Linked DNA regions of Mus musculus: region 2 is linked to region 1. The links are chromatin contacts, found by Hi-C in ENCODE. All regions are on one chromosome and are shown on one strand. Each heading gives the region's core, a stretch centred on a gene start or an enhancer-like site at or near the end of the contact. The rest is flanking DNA. Distances are from core to core; before and after follow the strand shown. Region 1 holds the start of Meis1 (Meis homeobox 1). Region 2 holds the start of Otx1 (orthodenticle homeobox 1).

Evidence for each region. A loop is a pair of places that touch in the nucleus more often than their neighbours do.
Region 2: a loop to region 1 is called in a map of left cerebral cortex, with 8 times the contacts of the local background. The contact joins the promoter of Otx1 here to the promoter of Meis1 in region 1. A Hi-C loop is called at or near these places in 5 of 37 maps with a recorded cell type or tissue (ES-E14 and left cerebral cortex).

The regions. Positions count from the first base shown.
Region 1 is chr11:19,015,976-19,023,871 of GRCm38, forward strand. Meis1 (Meis homeobox 1) reads right to left here and starts at 2,994. Exons shown (of 12, transcript NM_010789.3): 1 at 2,246-2,994; 2 at 158-384. The coding sequence starts at 2,257. Gm16141 (a long non-coding RNA gene) reads left to right here. Exons shown (of 3, transcript XR_381070.4): 3 at 1-2,355.
Region 2 is chr11:21,997,902-22,005,797 of GRCm38, forward strand. Otx1 (orthodenticle homeobox 1) reads right to left here and starts at 3,750. Exons shown (of 5, transcript NM_011023.3): 1 at 3,647-3,750; 2 at 3,221-3,288; 3 at 1,479-1,684; 4 at 469-620. The coding sequence starts at 1,575. It overlaps Gm32517 (a long non-coding RNA gene), which reads left to right and starts at 598. Exons shown (of 3, transcript XR_003949861.1): 1 at 598-687; 2 at 1,883-1,956; 3 at 2,533-2,683.

The sequences.
Region 1 (7,896 bases), core at 1,744-4,243:
GAATCGGGAGGAGGCTCCCCCGCTATACCCCAAACCAGTTTCCACGCACTGTGAATTGTACCTCTAATCTAGAGTGCTCTGACTTTCCGGTTGCAAGGGCTTGGGAAATGGGGGAAGCATCGCGCCTCACTCCTTAACTCCTGCCCATTATACCTACCCATAAATGGCATCTTTATCTCTCTTTAAAGCGTCATTGACCGAGGAACCCATGCTGGGGGCCATGGCGTTGGTGTGAGCTGTGTGCGGGTACTGATGCGAGTGCAGAGGAGGCCCGTGGTTCAGGTGGTGGACCGGTTGCATGGACCTGGCTGCATGCGGGTCCCCATACATCGTGGAGGGGATGCCTACTCCATCCATACCCCCATAATGGGGTAGGTCGTCGTACTGCATGACAAACAGGAGAGAAAAAAAGGGTCAGAGGCCAGGCGGGTAACCGGGAACGTTAGGGCACCGAGCTTAGATCAGTACAACAGGATCCTTCAACCCGAATTCCCTGGCCTTACATCTCTAAAGTTGAGCGTTCTGTTGTAAAAATTAATTTTAACAGTAAGAGCTCCAGAATTCTCAGTGAGAGTCATCTGAGATGAAGGTTCCTGTCCTAACTTGTGTCCATATAGACCAATTCAGAAATCCAAAATCTTTTGGCAAGGAAGGGAGGGAGGAAGGAAAAGGAAAGGCAGAGAGGCATTCTCCCGGAGGCGGAAGGTAAAACATGCATGTTTCTGGAGGTGGAAACCGAAAATCACAACAATAAAACGTGCCGGAACAGTGTAGCAGACCCGCCTTGCTTCACACAGCCTTCACTTGGGGGGTGGGGTATTTTTTAAAAGTTATGATGGGAATAGTTGTGCCAAGCAGTGAATTCTGAAAGGCTTCTTATTTTACTTCCCTGCCAGCATGGAATTGGGCAGTCCTGTAAGACACTATGTTTGCCTTGCTTTTCCAAACTGCTAAATTATACAAAAACGAACTGCCCCCCATATATGTTATCCCGCAGTGTGCACAAGGCAGCTTGTGTTGCCTTTTACAGCTGAACATACACATGGACAACGCTGTTTCCAAGCTTAAAGAAAGCTATAAAGGAAGCAACTAATACTCTACTTTGTTTTGTTTTTTTTTAACCTTCACAAACTTTCTCCCTAGAGTTGAAGTCAAGGAAGCAATTGCTATGTGTTAGTTTCTAAGCAGATTCAAAAGCAAAATACACATGCAAATCTCTGGTGTGTGTGTGGGGGGGGGGCTGCTTTCAAATTGATTGCCATTACTGTCTGTGATAAATTCAGCTATTTGGATTTTTCTGATTGTTTTATTTCAAGCAAGTTACTTTTCTAAGATTTGGAAATCTTGAGAGGGAAATGATTTCCAAAGAGAGGGGAATTGCCACTTTCAACCTCTTAAAGCCAGAGGTGGGAAGAGTTTGGAAGAAGGCTGACATTTGTCTGAACCAAGAGAATAAAGAAAAATGTGTCCTCTAGTAACTTTCTTTTCCAAAAGGGGCTTTGAGGGCCAAGACACAAATTATGCAAGGCAGCCTTTTTGTAGACCCCTTTCTTTTAAGAAGCCACCTCTGCGGGGGCATCATTGTCTCAGTTTACTTTCAAGGCATTTTCATTCAAATAGGAATATTGGGGAAATTAGTATTGCATTTTAAAAGTGAGAGCTCTGTATTTAGTATCTAACTAGTACAGAACTTAGCTAAGGAAAAAATCTACAAACTTATTATCTTGCATAAAATCCCATGCAAATTAAAATTACTTTTATAAAAGGAATGTTTTTCCAACCAAAAATTCACTGCACCAGGACATTACTTAGCGGAAAATGCTCCCCATTTCTACTGATACTGAAGATGAATATAATCGATAATGAGGCAAAAGTTCTCAGCTGTTCATTTTCATTAAACATAGCTTTAAACTTTTGGTCCCTAAATGCTTAAATTACAGCACTGGATATGAAGCATCTTCCCCCTTGTCTTTTTTATCTTTTAAAACAGGTGATTCCTTGAGCTTGTATTTTTATTTATATAGCTGTTGGCTAGGAATCTATAGACAACTTGATCACTTGAATTAACCACAAGAAACATGCATAAGGCTGCAAACGCATTAAGTAAAACTGTCGATTTAGGCCGCGGCTTTAGGATCCTCATTCAAAAAGAGAGAAAGAAAAGAGGAAACTTAGTAGCAGTGTCTTTCAGCCACGTTTCAATTTAATCTCACATTTGACTTCCACAATTGCTTTTAATACGTACCCTTTGCGCCATCGGCCTCTCTGGCTCCCTTCCTACTTCAACTTCTAATATATCCTCTTTAAGGCCAGTGTGAAAAGAAACAAATATGCAAACTCCCCCGGAAAAAAAAATAAAGCACAACAATAACAAAAAAAAATCCCTTTGCGTCTCCAGCAGTGTGAATTACTGGTCCCAGATCTTCGGTCTACCGGACCTGAAGCAAGGCGCCCGCGTCGCTGAGCATAAAAGCGCTCTGGTTCCACCAAGACAGCAGTGGGAGGGGAAAAAAAAAGCAGATCTTCTCTCCCCCCCAAAAAAATCAGTTTAAAAAAAAAGAAAGAAAAGAAAAGAAAAAGAAAAAAAAAAAAGAGCGCCCCTCAGACCCAACTACCAAATCTCATGGCTTTCTGCCACTCCAGCTGTCAATCACAGGCGAGGTTGTCAACGTGGTGAATGAATGATCGTCCGTTCTGTCTTCTTCTGGTCAGAACACCTCAAATGTTAATATTCAAATGCACAAAGCCCTAGCGCCCGCTTTCCTTGAATCAGTCCTAATTCCTAATCAGTTTCTCTCTTCTCTCGCTCTCTTTCTCTTTCTCTCTCCCTCTTTGCAACTGCTGCACTGAAGGGAGATTAGAGAGGAGGGTTAAAAAAATGTCTGTCTGAGTTTGTCTTAAAGGAGCCACGATCGATGCTGCCCGCTTGCAGTCGCCGTGCGTGTGTAAAGTGTGTGTTGCACAGGCGGAGAGGTGGATTCCGACCAGAATGCTAGAACCCGGAAGTAGTGGTGGCCATAACAGGTCGCGTCTTACACAATGCATTGGGCTGCAGCAAGTAGGCTCCTCGGCAGGGGTGGGTGCGCGAAGCGAGCTCTGGCCGCACTGGAGAGGCAGAAAGACACTCCACAAATTCGCACGCCCAGGCACTAACACCACACACCCAGGGCACATGCACACAAATACAGGCTGCAGCTCCCAACCCGCCGGCTTTACGTCCCCTTCCAGCCTCTCTTCCCAAAGCGGACGCTTGAAATAAATCGGGAATAAACGTAGGGCAGGCAGATGCCGGAGTTAATTCGCTCAGGGCTCCGCTCATGAAAGACTTCAAGACTTTCCTCGAAATTATTGGGGTCTGCCAGTATTTTTCGGGGTGGGGGTGATGCCAAAAGTACTGGATTCTCTGCTAGACTCCCGGAGGAGAAAAGTCAAAGCCAGAGCAAGAAGAGGAGCTGGAACTGGACTGGAAAAGGTTCCGCTCGAGAGTCCTGAGAACGTGGGGTAGCGGTCGCCCGGGCGTTCTGCAGACTCAGCTTAGAGGTTTTCTTTTCTTTTCTTTTTTTTCTTTTGGTTTGGGTTTTTTCTTTCTTTCTTTATTTTTTTTTCTCCCCCCGCTGTCAGAAGTGGACGTAGGGCCGGAGGAAAGGAAATGCTTGCATTTTGTCACTTTGAGTCCGGACGTCCCCACCTCCTCTCTTGCAGCCCTCAGCCCCAGCCGCCGCGCGAAGTGAGGGAGGAAGGGAGGGAACAATGAGCCGAGCGCCGGGAATGTGCCCCCAGCGCTTGTTTACAAACACCGAGCTATTTATGACCGCTGGAGAACGAAACTCAACGCGGGCACCAAGCAGCCAGACCTTGCGGGCGGCCGGGGCCTGGGAGCCCCGGGACCCGAGGCTCTTTCTCGATTGCGCTACCGGCAAGTTTAGCCGTGCGCCCGGGGCGCGGCGAAGCTGCAGAGCTCCGCTGCGCTGCGGCTGGGGCTGCCTTTGTCTGGGCGACGCCGAGGGGCTCCAGCCTCGGCCTTGCTCGGGCCTGGAGACGCTGCGCTCCCTCCCACCCCCCACCCCCAGCTCTTTCAGCGGCGACGCCCGGAGCCGGCCTCCCAGACCTCCATCTCTCAATTTGTCTATCTCCGAACCCAGCCCCGTGAAAGCTCCCAGTTCCAGAGAAAAAGAAATCCACTTCGGAAGCTGAGATTTCAGACAAAAGCTGACCCTGCCCACAACTTAAAGTCTCCAACCAGCCAGTGGTTTTTAACTTTCTCTCTTGAAATACCACACCCTGGACTTAAAATTGTTTTTTGAGTCTTTTTATTCTCACTCTTCAGCTACTCTATCTAGTGGGGGTTATTTTACTCTTTATGTTTCTGCGCCCGGCTCTCGTGGCTTAGATTGCTCAGTCACAGTAGCTCTCGGAGCAGCTGGAAACCTCACATCCCAGGCAGGGCTCTCAGCTCGCTGGGCTCGGAGAGGATTCCCCTCACCCCCCAGCTGAAACCTCGCAGAAAACTCCCCCTGCGGTCGACTGGAAAATGAGCTCACCCAAATCTCGGTAGGCAGCCGTGGAGAGAGCTCCACCAATCGGAAGGCGTCCCCGCCCAGGCAGCCGCGCATTGGCTGCGGGGAAAATCAATTATCAAATAATCGATCAGCAGGGAGCTTCGATCTGCTGGGAATGCAAACTGCCATTCCGGATTCCCGCCCTGAAGGTGGCCAAAAGGCTCTCTCCCCCAAAGCAGCCAGCCTACGCTCCCAACGCCCCCGCCCCCATCCCACCGCCAGCTGCGGACCGAACCCTCACCCCAGGGGCCGGGGAAGGTTTTGAGGAGAGTTCTGAGAAAGACTAGGGAGGCTTCCTTCACGCGGAGATTGTTTGGAAAAGGTTTAGCATCTCTGAAAGGTACTGAAGCCAACTCTTAGGTTCAAAGTCACAGACCTGTTTCCATTCTTCAGCCAGTATTCAAGTTTCTATTGAGAGGGTGTCTACGGAACAGGGGATACAGGGTAAACATTAGAACCTAGATTTGGAATCAGGTTCTATCGAGCAACGGAGCCTCCTAAGACAGCTTTTAGCAGTCTGCACGAGTCAGCGCCGGGCTAGTTCACACCAGCGGCAGTGCGCGTGGGATAAGCCTAGCAGACAAGGCGTGCGGGCCTCCAGCCCAGCACTCCGCCCCCAACAACGAACACCTGAAGGTTGACATATGTTCACCCCAAACCTTCAATGGGCTTTGCCTCGAAAGAGATCCGACTGTTTAAAACAATAAAAGGCCCCACGACCCCTCATCATGTGCCTCTGTGTCTCCTCTCTGTGTCCTTTTTGTTTTGACGCTCAAGTTTGAAGCTTTTAGTTTCCCCATCACATCCTTGTGCTCTTTTCTTGCACAAACGCCCCGTGTATCATTTAGAAGATTAATACAGACTTGTGCGTCAAAAACAGGCATGGAAGAGCCTTGAATTACCTCCTGCTCACTGGAAGGAGATTTCCCCGCCAAGTTTAAGGAAGCTGATCTGGCTGGGCCAAACAGCCACTTCTCCGCGGATTATAGAACCTACTGAGCTGGACAGACAGCCTAAAAGCCCTTCCCCAGCTCCAGACCAATGCGGCCCAAACCTGAGTGGCGGTCCACCGCTGCTGGGTCTTGCAGGGTGTGAGTGTCATCACCCCAAGAGGCCTACAGAGCACCGGTGAAATTCCCACGGGGGTGAGGGGGGGGCAGGACACTCAATCCAGACACCACAGTGGGCATGGCTATGTTTACAATCCTTAAATGAATCGCAAGGGAAATCGTCTAAGTGCAATTTAACTGGGAGAAATTTACTGTAAAATACACGTATATGACCTAGCCTTTAAGAGCCCAAGGGAGTTTCAGGCAGACTTAAGTAATGGGCTTAAAGTTTCCTTAACTCTGCGCAAAGGTTTCATGTTTGAACAAGGTCAGTTTTGATAAACTACATATTTTTGAGGCTAGGATTTATTTGGAGTTCCTGCTTTTCAGTAAATTGTTTTGTTTACCGGTCTAGGTGGCAAAGGAACATAAGCACAATCTTCAAAGCAAGGACAAAGCTGTTGGTTTTTTAAAGTGATGTCAGGTTACCTTTAAAGCACACTTTAATTATCTACCAACAGGGTTTCCCTTAAAGGTGAGGATAGTTTGAACTTGTGAGTTTAAAATAAAGCTCTCTTGGTTTTGAAAACTTTCCACTTAAGAATGTGTACCTGAACCTAGTGCTACTTGCAGGCCTTCATAGATTACTTCTGAACAATTGAGCAACTAAAACACTTTTACAATGTAATTACAGTAGTATGAATTGTTTGCTCAAACCTCATTCTGGATAAGGATTTTACAATTAGCAAACAGTTATTACAGTTGGGGCTTGCTGAGAGAAATGACAGATGTACAGAATTGTAAGATAGTAGCCAAAAAAAAAAACCCCAAAAAAACAAAAAACAAAACAAAAAAAAACCCTTCTAGCAAGGCAGCAATTAATCAATCATCTAGTAAAAGGAAAGGTGCAGAGGCAGTTCACGGCATCTCAGAAAGTTACTGTGACATAAATTACTGTGGTATGTGTGCTGTTCTGGATGTGCCTGACCCTAAGTTTATTTCAGATGTTTCCTTTAAAAAGACAGTAGCATTCCGGCTTTTGCAGAACACTAGTGTTCTAGCCGCTGTTGCTGCTCTTCAAGATGCAGTCCTTCTCCTTTCTGTTTTCCTTTCATGGCTCACAGTATCTTCCCAAAGATAGAATGCAGGGATAAGAAAGAGGCAGCCTGAGCTCCTGGTCCCTATTGTTTATCACCTACCCTGTTGGGAGGCCTCTAAAGCAAGCAGTGTTCATCTTGGCTGTTGGTAGTCTCAGAGACATTCCTGTAACTTTTTGTTCTCCTGTGAGGAACTCTCTGCAGAGTTCACATCCTGAACTAGGTTTTTGTTTCAAAAGTTCCCACTGATGAGTCAGACCTAAATTTCTCAAAATTAAAGAGGCACCTCTGAAGGTAAAATGTGTGTGTGTGTGTGTGTGTGTGTGTGTGTGTGTGTGTGTGTATGTGTGTTTGCCAGCCCAACACAAATAAAGTCCTGTTAATCAATGGAGTTTGGCAGCTGTGTTCACAAAATGATAAGTGTTTATCATCTGTCACCTCAGTTTAAGATGCCTGTTAAAATGTTGTGGTTGCTCTTGAGGTTCTCCTGGAGTGTGGGGGCTTGGAATTTGTACTTCAAGAAAAACATTATCAGTTCTCTGCCCTCCAAATACCCCCCCACATTAACATTTGCATTTAAAAAAACAGAAATGAGGGTAGTTTAAAGAAAATGGATTTGAAATCTGGTAGAGATAATGGAGGAATGCTGGCGATAAGAGTCTTTGTGTGATAGGAGAACACTACCAGGAATTTAAAGCTAATGGATGACTGTGAGGAAACTGAAATAAACTATTTAGATGGCTATTACAGCGGGAAACCTGGTTAGGTGATAGGAAAGAGGCTTTAAAGCGCAGGATTAGGAAGGACGTTAATCAAGTGTCCCAAAGCAATCCGGGCCACAAGGCTGGGAGAATTGTTTACCACATTTTGCTTCAAAAAACAAAGACTGTCTGGGTCCAGTTCACAAGTCAATGAGAGGTCAGATTCGGCTCTCTGACCATCACAGGGAAAATGCCTGACTCACTATCTACTGGCTGCCTAACAAAAGTCCAGGAAAAATAAATGTTGGGAGCCTGGTTGCTTTCCTTACTACTTTTCTATTTCAAATCATTAAAATGCTTTGGTCTCTAGAGAGGAGAAAACTACACTGGTTAACATAATTACCAGCTCTGACATTTTCAGAACTTATAGAGGTCTTTTATTAATTAAATAGAGGGTTTAATAAAATATTCCTAATAAAATTTATGGTTG
Region 2 (7,896 bases), core at 2,500-4,999, 3.0 Mb after region 1:
AAAACTCCCTAACCAGACAGAAACTGCCGGCGGAACGCATTCCCAGGCAGAGAGCACTAGGCTGTGGCCAAGTTCCATCTTGCACTTTTAGAATCCCCGGGACGAATGGCAAGGGTGTGAAAGAAAGGCCTCAGAGCTAAGGCCTCAGTTCTGTAGTAGCCAAAGAAGCAGACCCTTATCGAACTTTCAGAGAAAGTTACATCCGGGGAACATGGCTGGCCTCCCCCAAACCAAAAACAAAACGACTTTCAATATTGAAAGCGCCCAGGCGATAAGGAATAGATACTGGGCTCTAAGCCATTCCTTTTAATGTTACCCCTTTTATCAGACTTACGCCCAGCGCTAGGGGGAGTTGGAGAGGGGCTGTGCAGTCAGTGAGAGGGCCCCAACATCAGACAGCCTAGGCCAGATCTTTCCAGACCGGTTCCTGCGTCCCTACCCTACCCCTAGAGCCCCAGGAGCGCGCACCTGGACTCTGGACTCTGGCAGGTTGATCTTGAGTGCCACCTCCTCGCGCATGAAGATGTCTGGGTAGCGAGTCTTTGCGAACAGCGCCTCGAGCACGTCCAGCTGTGAGCGCGTGAAGGTGGTGCGCTCCCGTCGCTGCTTCCGCGGGGTGGCTGAGGGGACATGCGAGAGCGCCTGGAGTCAGCGGTGGACCACAAGGACTGGTGCTAGAGGCCACAAGTAAGTCTTCTGGTAGGTTCAGAACCCCCGCCATAGAAAGAAAGGGCCGAGCTCCGAGCAAACGAAAACTCCCCTGGCCACAGGTGGAACAAAGTGTACTTATTCTACTAAAGGCCCCAGTCTAGAACCTTAGGGCCTTCACCCTCTGTACCTCTCATGCGGTTAAAAACAAAGCCACCCTTTCCTTCTCATCTCCCTAAACCCACACGCTCCCTAACTGAGAGGCAGTTAATAGAGCAGAGGTGGACAGAAACAGGACCAGGGGTCACTTTTTCCAAGAGAATAAACTCATGTTAAATAAGTAGGATCTAGAAAAGAAACCCAGGGCTCAGCTGGAGTCCCCCATCATGCCAGAAGAGTTGGGACAAATCACTGGTCTTGAGGTTTCTCTATGGAGAAAAAAAAAAAACCCTACTTCTCAGGGAAGCTAGACATAAGAAAAATTTGGCTATGTTAGGGCCTAGTGAGTGTCCAGATTCCTCATGAAATGTTGGACCAGGGAAAGGTTTTATTTTTTATATTTTTAAAAAAAGCAACTGAGGGAAATAAATCCGGGGGCAGGGGGAGGGATAAACCTGCCCTCCCTAGCAAGTGGGACACAAGAGGAGCCAGGTTGCAGGCACCACAAGCTCAAAAGTTGTAGGCTGCACTTTCTACAGAGCAAGGCAACAGGCGGCGAGCTAATCACCTTCCTGGGTCTGTTTAGGGACTGTGTGGGCTCAAACTGTAGAGGATGGAATCCCCCAATATTTACAGAGGTTTGAGGGTAGGGGCAGAGGGCCACTGCTCACCAGGGTAGCCCACGGAGGGGTGCAGGAGGTCCATGGCAGGGCCAGCTAGGCCCAGCCCGTTCATGCCGTATGGGGGTTGTTTGAGGTAAGACATCATGCTAACAGCCGGGTGGAGGTGCCCCGACGGATCCAGGGGGCCTGAGGCCAGGAGCAGTTCAGGGCTCCCACTGCGAAGTCCTTCAAGCTGTTGCTTCTGGGGGCCTGGCCTAGGGAGACAGCAGACACATGGAAACCTTCACCCGCAGTCAGTTTGGCTTTCAGCTCCTCTAATCCTTGAATGGGGAGGGGGCGCGTGCTAGGAACTGCACAGCAGGCAATCCGAGAAACGTCTTCTCCTTTAGCTCGGCAGCTACACAGCTTCTCAGGAAAGTAAACTTTTCCCACATCGTTCCTTCCTCTTTTAGGGCTTGACAAGGGCCAAAGACACTCCTCGAGTGTCAACAGGAAGGAAAAGTTAAAGCGTGATCAGGCTGAGGAGGTGAGAGCCGGGACCGCGGAGGGTGCAAAATCCCAAGTGAAGTCAATTTTTTTTTTAGTGTGGCGGAAGCAATTTGCTCAAGCAAATGTTCATTTGGCGCCGGGAGGGCAGGCCGCACAGAGATACCGGGTTATTTCGTTTAGTTTGAAATATTTTTGAAAGAGGGACAAAATGGCAAGTAATACAGAGGCCCAAGGTGAATACACCTTGGGTCGCCAAGGCTCACTGGCCACATCATTTCTTCAAAGATCTCCAGCGCTGCCTCCTACCCCAGAGCCTGCAATCACCTTTCTAGTTGACCTCTCTGGGCCCCTAGCACTAAGAGATAGCTGAACAGGAATCCCACCGCACCTCCAGGGTAGATGCGGCCCAGGCCAGGCTAAGGCGGCAAGAAGACGCCAAAGGCACCACAGTAGAAGTGGCAGTTTCAGGATGCCGCCCAAGGTCAGGGGTACCTCCGAGGCGGTCACCCCTCTTCCTTTGCTCGCACAGGCGGGCCTTCTTTCTACCAAGTCTGCTAAGCACACCGAGTCCCACCAGAATTTGATGGCCAACCCAGCGCCCCAAACATTCTAGGGATTTTGGAAGGCCTAGCGTGCCAGGTCGCGTCGCATCGGCCGTCCTATATGAACCCGATGGAGAGCAAGGAACTAGGCCTCAGGTTGTAAAGCTCACGCACAGCCGACCGGGAGGGCGAGGCTCGGCGCAGACACTCTGAGCCCACGCAGCTCTGCTCCAGCAAAAGAAGGGGTTCTGGGAGTATGACTGGGACCGGCGGGGGGCTTGAAGCTACATCCCAGGACCCAAGGGTAGGAGATTCCGGGGAGAAAGGGAGGTAAAACTAAAGCAGCTCCCCCATCCCAACTCCTTTCCCCGCCTCAGCCCTGGGGGACCCTCAGCCTAGACTAAGGGGGTGGGGGGAGGTCAGCGAGCACATAAGGCGGAAAGGAAGGATTCAAAGAGCTTGGGCCGAAGGGCCACAGGCCTGCAGCCTCCGCGGCTAAGCCCGGCTGCGGTGTGAGTTTTCGAGTACTTTCGTCTAACTTAGCAGCCCAGTTCCGCAGCTTCGGAGGAGGCGGGGGAGGGGGCGGCCGGCTCCCGAGCGGCCTGGGGTCCCCAGGGCAGCCAAGGGGCGCCCGGCCTCTCACTCCAACCCCGCCCACCTGCCCCGGACAGAGGTAGCGGGGGTCGATTAGAGGACGGGGAGACGAGAGGGGCCACCATCGTCCCGGGGTGGCGCGCGGCCCGGCGACTCCCTCCTTACCTGCCCTCCGCAGTCGCGGCTTTTCACCATCTACCTCTCGCCTTCACCGAGACTCGCCGGCAGCCAACCTGCAAAACGGAGGCGCACAGGTATTACCCCGGAGACGGCGGGACCCTAGGCTTTCCTCTTCCCTCAACTTCCCTCTTCCCGTCTCCTGCATTTTTTCTAGGAGCTCTGTGCGTGTACCTCCAGGTTTCACTTTATTGCTCAAACACTTTGTTGCAAAGTCCCACATGCTTTTCCTCTCAAGACCTGGCCTCGCCCGGGACCCGGGGGGTGGGGTGGGTGAGTAGGGGGTGTTCGAGGGACAGAGTTAGGAGGTGGCTTGCGCTGGCAGCTGCACTCTCTCGGAGCAAGCCGGAGGCGGTAGGGACTGGAGAAATCCTGCATAGTCACTTGGCAAACTAAATAAATCAAGCAATTTACCTTGTCGGAGTGGCTTGTCTTGCTCGGTTGTTTAGGTGATTGGAAATGTAGCCTGATGAAGATTGATCACCTTTCTACTGCCCTCCCCGGGTATGTGAACGCGAGGCGAGTGCGTAACGGGGCTCGGCCTCCAATAGGGGGCCTAGAGCGGACTGAGTGACAGGGAGCTGGGCAATGGCGAGCCCGGGTTACCTCCGCGCGCCCCCGCCCTCCCTCGCCCCCACCTCCTCCCTCCCCGCGCGCCGGCCCCGCCCCGGTCGCGCGCTAACTCTGGGTCTAGGTTGGCAAATTCCGCTCAGAACGAGTTGAGGAGGGCGAAGGCTGCGCCGGAGTTGCTGGCACAGAGGGGGCCCCGGGTCCCAAGGCTCGCCCGAGGGCCCCCGCCCTCCCCTTGCCCGGGCCGCGCTCCGGAGGAGTGGCGTCAAGCTGCTGGATAACCGGTTCCTGCTCGCGCGCGCGCGCCGCCAGGCTCTGCCGCACTGTGGGAGCCAGGCTTCCCAGGCCGAGGACTCGGGGCGTGCTGGCCCCTGGCACTCCTTGATGCTCCCTGGGGCCCCAGCAACTCCTCCTCCGCTCCCCCACAACCAGCGGTCGCCGCCGGCGCGGGCTGCTGAGCGGAGCCGGGAGTGGGGGTGCAGCTCTCGGCGCGCAGGGCGCCCTGCGGCGACCCGGGACTCTTGCGCCCAGAAAGAGCACCGGCAGGGGAGGCGCCGCCAATTCCCAGCTGCACAGCGTTTCCAGGGGCTCCCAGGCAGTCTCACCAAAGGTGTTCGCAAGTCCTAAAAGCTTCTTCGGAACCGTTGGAACTCAAATCTCCTTACATTCTCTCTCTCTCTCTCTCTCTCTCTCTCTCTCTCTCTCTCTCTCTCTCTCTCTCTCTCATGGATTTGATAGAAAACTTTCTTTTTCACAATCTGTCAGTCTTTCCAGATCTCCACCTACAACGAACAGTCTGGTGGAAAATGTGGCTACACACCCCGATCCCTCTCACTTCATTTTCTACACCTTACTGGAGGAGCCTCCTCGAAACAATTTCCCCGGATTGTTCTTACTGGCAGACCCCAGTTTCCAGCCGAATAAACTTGCTGAGATCGTCTTCTTGTGTGTACTTTTCAAAGCGAGAGGGAAGAGTATTTTCGGCCCAACCCCGAACAAGGCAATATTTTTACATGGCATCTCCTACTGAATACTAGGGACCACACTTACACTCTTTCCTAGTTCTTTTTCCTCATCTTCTGCCGTTCTCACCCCAACAGGCGGGCGAAAAGTTTGAACCACAGTATGTGCGTGGGTGAGTTCGGCAGCCGCCGAGAGCAAGGTAGAGCGGAGCACCGCGATGCCCAGGCCGCGCGGTCCGCTGTGGTCGCTGACCGGGTGCGGGGCGACCAGAAGGAAGGGGGGAGCCCGCTGAGTGAAAAGGGCCGCGACTGCCGCTCATCAAAGTGCTTCTCCCCTCCCCCACGCGACACTTTTCTTTGGAGTCCGAATAAAATACGGTAACAGAATATGACGGAGGGCACACTGTTTCCTTAACTGCTTCTCAAAGGACCGAGAGATCTTCTTAGGACCTTTAATAAGGCTTTGGTCGGTTCTTTTGTTGGTCTCTCAAAATCAACTCCTTCTAATTGAAGTTGGAGCTGAAAGCGAGCTAATGTTCAAAGAAAGTGGCCGCCAGACTAACGAAATTACATTTTTTTTTTTGAACGATGAGGGAACATCTAATCAAAGGGGCAGGGAAGGAGGGGTGTGAGAGGGGACTACGGAGGAGAAAAGGAGGTTTTACAAGATCCTTCTCTGGTTCACAAAAGTCAGCGACACGGGCGCTTCTCTCCAGAACAAAGACACCGCGGCCCATTCACAAAAGCGAGAGAAAGAGAAAGCAGAATAAAAGAACGCGGGGAAAGGGGGGAAATGAGAGTGAGAGAGATAAACCTGCAGGCAGAAAAGAAACAGCGCAGAGCACAGCGCTGGCCGGAGTGAGCACACACCTTAGGCTCTCAGGTCCCTACCAGAAGTAGACCCCAAGGCAGACAGACGATCAGTCTCAGCCACCGGGACTTTCCTGAGTTTAAAGAAAGAAACGAAATATACTCCTGCCCCCTTTTCCAGGGAAAGGCGCAGGCTAGGGTGCACTAGTTTGGCGGGCACGAAAATGTTGACGTCCTGGGGAGTGAACTGAAGGCATCCCTGTCTGGGTCTCCAGGCTGTGAGCCTGGGTTGGCCCTCTGAGGCCCGGGGCGCCCGTCCTGGCTAGAAAACTCTGCTACTCTGGCCTCTTTGGGGCGGGTTCGTTGGCAGTCTTAGAACTTCGCCTGGGTCAGGCTTGAAGAAGTGGGGCGGCTGTACGCATAGGAATGTGCCGGCGAGGTCCCTAAGGCCCACTGCGAGGGAGTCGGTCGCTGTGGCTTCTTGATGCTGTCTCCCTTCATTTTCAGGGAAATGGGAGGAATCGAGTGGCAAGGACCCTACCGCCACCACCCCCCGCCCCGCCCCGCTGCGCCACGAGAGTATTTATCTAATCCCAAATTGGAGGCGAATTTTCTTAATGCTCATCCTGTAAAACCTTGGGATTAAGGAGAAAGAAGCAGCAGAGGGGGTGGGGGGAGGGGAGGAGAGAGAGAGAGAGAGAGAGAGAGAGAGAGAGAGAGAGAGAGAGAGAGAGAGAGAGAGAGAGAGAGAGAAGTTTCTTGAATTCAGCTCAGAAGACTGAGGCAGCCTTTGCTAGGCAAAGGTACGGGTCGGGGGTACTGGTCCAGAAGCTTCGACAGTTCTCTCAAAGGATACTTGTGCATCCAGGGCACAGTAGGGCCAGTGTTGGAGAAGTGGGTGGTGGTGGCTCAGTTTAAGGCCCATCGGCCAGCTGGGTGCAGCATCTAAGTAATCTCACACACACTGTAGAGGCATGACTCTAGAAACACTTGGGACTGGAAGGGGCTTGGACCCCTGGCCAGGAGAAAGTTCTGCACCCGCCCTCCACAAACTCCTCCATCCTCCCCCCACCCCCACACCCGGCGGCCCTGATCCTTTGTCTCTCCACACTGAGTGGGCTTTCTAGGTTTCTGTCCGCTGGCCGGCTGGGTTCTTGCTTGCCCTAAGGAGCGGGACTCCAGGCACTGTGCTGAGCTGCAGTAACGCGACTCCTAGGCTGCGGCCCAAACCCGGGCCACGCTCCACCGCCGCTGAGGGGCGTTCGGGCGCTGCAGAGGGAAACCCCACGAGGCTGGGAACCAAGCAGGAGGGGCCCCCAATCACTAGCAAAGCTAGGGGAGTTTGGCCACCTGGAAGGTCTGGGGCGGGCCTGGGAGAAAGGGAAAGCGCCTTTCTGAGAGGCCCCTGGAAAAGGGAAGGTTTCTCCAATCCACCCTAAACCGATCCCCAGGGTGCTCCGGGGCCAGGCGGTGAATTTCCTACCTGGGATGGGTTGGATTCTTAATTTTCCCCAGAGAGTAGCAACTTGCTGATCTGCTCTCATAAAGAGGACAAAGACTCGATTTCATTTAGTTCCAATAGCTTTTCATCAGAAAGAAAAAGAAAATTCTTTGCTATTAGGGAATTGTAGTAAGTTTTTACTATTTTGAAATACGAGTAAGTGGAAATGGCAGTATACTTTTCGAGTAAAGTGTGTGTGTGTGTGTGTGTGTGTGTGTGTGTGTGTGTGTGTGTGTGTGAGAGAGAGAGAGAGAGAGAGAGAGAGAGAGAGAGAGAGAGAGAGAGAGAGAGAGAGTGAATAAACAGAGAGATGTGGCTAAAGAAGATGCCAGTGTTTCCCGTAAGTAAGTTTCCGGACTTGTTGAAGGAGCTTTCTTTGTTCGGACTCCCAATATAGAAGAGCCCATTTTTACCGGTGGCATAGAAATTGCTACAATTCTCTTTCTTCCATCTCAAATGCACATATCCGCACAACCCCTCCCCCAACCGTAGCCCACTCCCTTTCTTTTCAGTACCTACAGACTTGCTGGTTATGGTGGGAAGAAATTCTCCTACATAGGACCCGGAAAATTCATCACGATGCATTCCCCCCCAGTGGTGTGGAGCTATACATTTCCTGGACTCTTTCAGAGAGATGACTCTTTCCAGAGGACAGTTTACACTCCTTAAGAATGTGACTAATGACTTTGCAATTTGCATTCTGTGAGAGCAGAGCTCCTCTGGATCAGTGTCAGCTCCAAATACAGTCCGGTGTCCTGGGCTGGATTCCACATGGAAAGTCTTCACAATGGAAAGACACACAAACTTCCACTCAAGTTTTC